Linked DNA regions of Homo sapiens: region 1 is linked to region 2. Evidence: read pairs that join two places in POLR2A ChIA-PET (ENCODE). Cell type or tissue: GM12878. All regions are shown on one strand. Each heading gives the region's core, and the rest is flanking DNA. Links, peaks and the distances in the headings are about the cores only.

Region 1 (2,915 bases), core at 167-2,666, 220 kb before region 2:
ATATGTATATAATGGAAAATTCCAGAAACAAATAATTCAGAAGTTTTAAATTGTGTGTAGCTCTGAGTAACATGAAATCTTGGGCCACCCAACTCCGTCCCACTGTAAGATGAAATCCTGTGCCACCCAACTCCGTCCCACCTGGCACATGCATCCTCCCTTCCTCCAGTGTATCCAGGCTGTACCTGCTCATTAGTCACTTAGTAGCCTTCTTGCTGATCAGATTGATTGTTGCTGTATCACAGCACTTGTGTTCAAGGAACACTTATTTTACCTAATATTGGCTCCAAAGCACAAGAATAATGGTGCTGGCAATTCAGATATGCCAAAGAGCAGCCATAAAGTATTTCCTTTAAGTGAAAAGGTGAAAGTTCTCAGCTTACTAAGGAAAGAAAAAAACTGCAAGCTGAGGTTGCTAAGATCTACCATAAGAACAAATCTTATAGCTATGAAATTGTTAAGAAGGAAAAATAAATTCATGCTGGTTTTGCTGTCACACCTCAACCTGCAAAAATTATGGCCACAGTGCATGATAATTGCTTAGTTAAGATGGAAAAAGCATTAAATTTGTGGGTGGAAGACATTAACAGAAATGTGTTCTGACTGCTAGCAATCAAGTTCAGTACTATCCTTGGTTTCAGCATCCACTGGGGGTCTTGGAAAGCATCTCCGAAGATAAGGTGGGATTACTGTACAATACAGTAGTGTAATGGAGGTGTTAGTGCTCTGGGGAGGAGGTTTTGTATATGCTGAGGGGTTCACCCAATGGAGCAGCAGAAGGAAGGAGGTCAGGTTGTGGAAATGTGGGTGCAAGGCTTAGGCCAAGGAAAGCTCACGTCCTGCTCAAGGAGCTAAGGGTGGCTCAGATTTGGCAGAGTACATGGGGAGAAAGGCGCTGGGACAAGAGACTGGGAAGGGGAACTGGGGGACAGATTGTAAAGGGCTATCCTTGAATATTGTGCTAAGGAATGTGGACTTGATGGTGGAAGTACTGGTGGAGCAATGAAGATATTAAAATTCATGATAGAGGGCCAGGCACAGTGGCTCATGCCTGTAATCCCAGCACTTTGGGAGGCCAAGGTGGGTGGATCAACTGAGGTCAGGAGTTCAAGACCAGCCTGGCCAACATGGCGAAACCCCATCTCTACTAAAAATACAAAAATTAGCCGGGCATGGTGGTGCACACCTGTAGTCCCAGCTACCCCAACTACTTGAGAGGCTGAGACAGGAGAATAGCTTGAATCCAGGAGGGGAGGTTGCAGTGAGCAGAGATCGCACCATTGCACGCCAGCCTGGGTGACAGAACCAGACTCTGACTAAATAAATAAATAAATAAATAAATAAATAAATAAATAAATTAAAATTTATGATAGAATAGTAGATGAAGAAGACTTTCTCTCCAAAACAGCTTTGAGCTCGGGTCATTCATTTGATCAGTGAATATTTCTTTTTTTTTTTTGTTTGTTTGTTTGTTTTTTGAGACGAAGTCTTGCTCTGTCGCCCAGGCTGTAGTGCACTGGTGCAATCTTGGCTCACTGCAACCTCTGTCTTCTAGGTTCAAACAATTCTCCTGTTTCAGCCTCCCGAATAGCTGGGATTACAGATGCACACCACCATGCCTGGCTAAGTTTTATATTTTTAGTAGAAATGGGGTTTCACCACGTTGGCCACCCTGTTCTCGAACTCCTGACCTGAGGTAAACCACCTGCCTCAGCCTCCCAAAGTGCTGGGATTACAGGCCTGAGTCACCACGCTGGCTTTATTTCTCAAGTATCTTCTATCTGCCAGGTGTGCCCTTGAGGAGACTGCAGTACATAAAACAGACAGACATGCCTCTTCTCAAAGAGCTTACATTTTAGTGGGAAAAACATATTGTAAGTACAATATATGGTATGTCAGGTGTGTTATGGAGAGGAATAAAGCGGGAGAGAGTGACACAGAGTGCTGGGGAGTTGAGCAGATATTACAATGTTAAATAGGATGGGAAGGGAAGACTGCACTGAGGAGGTAATTTTTTTTTTCTTTTTGAGATGGAGTTTCGCTCTGGAGTGCAGTGGTGCGATCTCGGCTCACTGCAACCTCCGCCTCCTGGGTTGAAGCAATTCTCTGCCTCAGTCTCCAGAGTAGCTGGGATTACAGGCACCCGCCACCACGCCTGGCTAATTTTTTGTATTTTTAGTAGAGACGGGGTTTCACCATGTTGGCCAAGATGGTCTCGATCTCTTGACCTCTTGATCCACCCACCTCGGCCTCCCAAAGTGCTGGGATTACAAGTGTGAGCCACCGTGCCTGGCCTGTTTGTTTTTTAATAGAGATGAGGTCTCCCTATATTGCCCAGGCTGGTATCAAATTCCTGGGCTCAAGCAGTCCTCCCACCTCTGCCTCCCAAAGTGGGAGATGTATTTGAGCTGTCAAGCCGGTGAGGGAAGTTTGGGGTGAAGCAGAATTGCAAAGGCCCTGAGACTGGTGTGTGCCTGGCATGTCTAGGGAATAATCAGACCAGTGTGGCTGAGCAGCAGTGAGCTGGTAAAGAGATAAAGGCCACAGCCGAGAAGTAAGGGGAGAGGTATGAATCAGATGGGATTTGGTTATTCCTTCCTGCCCTTTCTTAGATAAATTAATGAATAATACAAGTGAATCTGAGCTCATCAGCAAATTTAGAGCAGACTATGAAGATGCTTGTCTTAAAACTTTCTCTCACTTGGACTATTGAAAAGGCTTTTTAAAACTAGACTCCTAGCCCCAGGGGGTGGTGGCTAAAGCCTGTAAGTAATCCCAACACTTTGGGAAGTGAGGTGAGAGGATCCCTTGAGCCCAGGAGTTTGAGGCTGCAATAAACGCCCAGATGGCACCACTGCACTACCACCTGGGTGATGGAAGAGACTCCTTGTCCAAAAAAAAAAAAAAAAGAAGAA
Region 2 (2,915 bases), core at 223-2,722:
AGATGTCAGTGTGTGTTGTGGAATGAGCTGGGGTAGAGAAACAAGCCGAGGGAGGCACTGGCCGTGATTCTAAATTCTGGGGGGAAGCAGCAGTTCTGGCTGCACTGGGGGAGGTGGGTGTGACTTTGGAACCCCTCTGGCCCGCTTTCCACATCTCACCCCTCCCAGAAGACCTTGTGAAAGGAAAATATCTTGGGCCCCGAAATCACTAAATTAAGGGAAATGTCAAGCTGAGAACTGCTTAGGGCAAACCTACCCCCTATTTTTTTTTTTTTTTTTTTTTGAGACGGAGTCTCACTCTGTCACCCAGGCTGGAGCGCACTGGCGCGATCTTGGCTCACTGCAAGCTCTGTCTCCTGGGTTCATGCCATTCTCCTGCCCCAGCCTCCCAAGTAGCTGGGAATACAGGCGCCCGCCACCACGCCCGACTAATTTTTTGTATTTTTAGTAGAAATGGGGTTTCACCATGTTAGCCAGGATGGTCTCTCTCGATCTCCTGACCTCGTGATCCACCCGCCTCGGCCTCCCGAAGTGCTGGGATTACAAGCGTGTGCCACTGCGCCCGGCTACCTGCCCCCCATTGTATTCAAAGTGCCCCTCTGCTCACTGAGATAAATGCATATCTGATTGCCTCCTCTGGAGAGACTAATCGGAAACTCAAAAGAATGCAACCATTTGTCTCTTTTCTACCTATGACCTAGAAGCCCCCTCCCTGCTTTGAGTCATCCTGCTTTTGCTTTGAGTTGTCCTGCCTTTCCAGACTGAACCAATGTTCATCTTACATATGTTAATTGATGTCTCTTGTCCCCCTAAAATGTATAAAACCAAGCTGTGCTCTGACTCTCTTGGGCACACGTCAACAGGACCTCCTGAGGCTGTGTCACGAGCGTGCATCCTCAACCTTGGCAAAATAAACTTGCTAAATTAACTGAGACCTGTCTCAAATTTTTGGAGTTGACATTTTGATAACCACAGAGGCATTCTGAGTGGAGGTGCCCCTGACCTTAGACAAATCTCCTAAGGGTGCTTGGTACCCGCGTGAGCTAACTTTATGGCTCAAACCAATAGGACAATTTGCTGAGGTGTGGGAGCACCCCCTCTAGAGAATCCCTGATCTCCCCAAATTTGGTTGAGATCTAAAGTTTATTTTGCTGTACAACTCCCTTTTTTTTGGAGTTTTACTTGTTTCCAACAAGGAAGGCAAGTTTTCCTGCTTCCATGACAATGGAAGGCAGGTAACTCCTTTATGGAATTTGAGCTTGCATCCAATAGGGAAAAGGAGGTTTTTTTCCTGCTTCTAGGATGGTAGAGAGTTGTCTTGAGCCTGAGACCCATCCCTAGGTAAGTAGCTGAACTGGGGGTTTGTTTTGGCTAAAGTTAACAATCAGGTGCTCTTAATTTCTCCTTCCCATTAGAGCGCTCAGTGATCATAGAAGCTGCGCGATTGTTTGTTTTGCTTCACTGTTTGTTGTTGTTGTTGCTGTTTGTTTCTGTTTTGTTGTTGTTTCATTCTTTTTCCCATTGGGTTTGATCAGCTCTACCTGACTTGATAAAATCCTAAAGAAGTTCCAAATTATGGGAAACAAGGCCTCTAGAGTGGCTAAATTTCCCGTCCCTCCCCACCAACACACACACACACGAAAAGGGCCGGGCACAGTGGCTCACACCTGTAATCCCAGCACTTTGGGAGGCCGAGGTGGGCAGATCATGAAGTCAGGAGTTCCAGACTAGCCTGACCAACGTGGTGAAACCCCGTCTCTACTAAAAATACAAAAATTAGCTGGGCGCAGTGGCGCGCACCTGTAATTCCAGCTATTCAGGAGGCTGAGGCAGGAGAATTGCTTGAACCCAGGAGGCAGAGGTTGCAGTGAGCCGAGATTGCACCACTACACTTCAGCCTGGGTGACAGAGTAAGACTGTCATGGAAAAAAAAAAAAAAAAAAAAAAAGGTTGTCTGGTGGGGGGAGAAAAAAGGCCAGTAAAAGGAGAAAAGAAAGATGAAAGATTTTGTATTTTGACTGCTAAGGGGCTTGATTTACATAAACAAGGCCACTTTTGCTAGCCAGGCAAAACTGAAAGAGCAATGGCTGTACTTCTGAAACAGCAGCATTTTTTTCCAGCTGAAATACGGTAATGAGATTTAAAAAGATTTTTTTAAAGGAGCTCAATGGTTAAAAGTCAGCTTAATTAAAAGCTAACATCCAAGGGGTGTGTGTGTGTGTGTGTATTTAACTTTCATGTTTTTGTTTTTGTTTTTCTCCTAGGACCTTGTCTTTTTTTTTTGAGCAAAAGTTTTTTTCTTCTCAGTTGACTGAATTCTGTTTTCTTCATTTACTTCTGCTGTCTCTCCTTTCTCCTGCACCCTCTGCTGCATGAGGGACCTAAAATAGTTTATAGTAGCCTGGGGTTTCTTAAAGAAAATGAAGAAGGCACTAGACTCCTTTTGGGGGAGAAATCTGTTTTTCCTTGTGGAACCCCAAGAATGTAAAAAGATAAATGGTCTCAGCTGTTAAACTGCTTACTTTTATATTGTGTTATCCTTTTTTTTTTTTTTTTTTTACTAAAATAGTTATTGTAACTGAGGTTACTCTTACTCTTGAGTTTTTAAGGAAGAGTGTGGTTTTATCGCTTCTGGGCCTTTGGCTAAGATCAAATGTGGAAGAGTGTGGTTTAGATACTTAGAAATGTCTTTGTTTAAAAAAAACTTTTTTTAAAGTGCACTGTAAAAGCATCACGTGGTCTAAGCTCATAATAATTCTCCCTTTTTGGAGACCCAGGATTCGGTGTGGACTTTGCCCAGAGCTCAGAGATCTAGTTAAAAGATAGGTGGTCCCTATCTAAATAAAATTGGTATCCTTATACAATCCTGTGATAGATTTCTGTAATTTTATGTTTGACTTGGCATCCATCTTTTT

What was found. ChIA-PET counts read pairs that join two places held together with the same protein. Peaks named below come from ENCODE experiments on the same cell type or tissue, not always from the same donor. Only the 100,000 strongest peaks of a DNase experiment are listed, where the experiment ranks them.
Region 1: POLR2A ChIA-PET joins it to region 2 with 6 read pairs; 3 of 35 experiments call an interaction of 5 or more read pairs at or near these places.

The regions. Positions count from the first base shown.
Region 1 is chr2:42,549,731-42,552,645 of GRCh38, forward strand. It overlaps a transcript of MTA3 not described here. Among named protein-coding and RNA genes, the nearest start is that of MTA3, 17 kb to the right of the region's middle. In GM12878, for the core only: no CTCF peak of the experiment used is centred there; no DNase peak of the experiment used is centred there.
Region 2 is chr2:42,773,322-42,776,236 of GRCh38, forward strand. All of the region lies in intron 4 of HAAO (3-hydroxyanthranilate 3,4-dioxygenase), which reads right to left. Among named protein-coding and RNA genes, the nearest start is that of OXER1, 11 kb to the left of the region's middle. In GM12878, for the core only: no CTCF peak of the experiment used is centred there; no DNase peak of the experiment used is centred there; H3K4me3 peaks cover 480 bases; H3K27ac peaks cover 1,025 bases.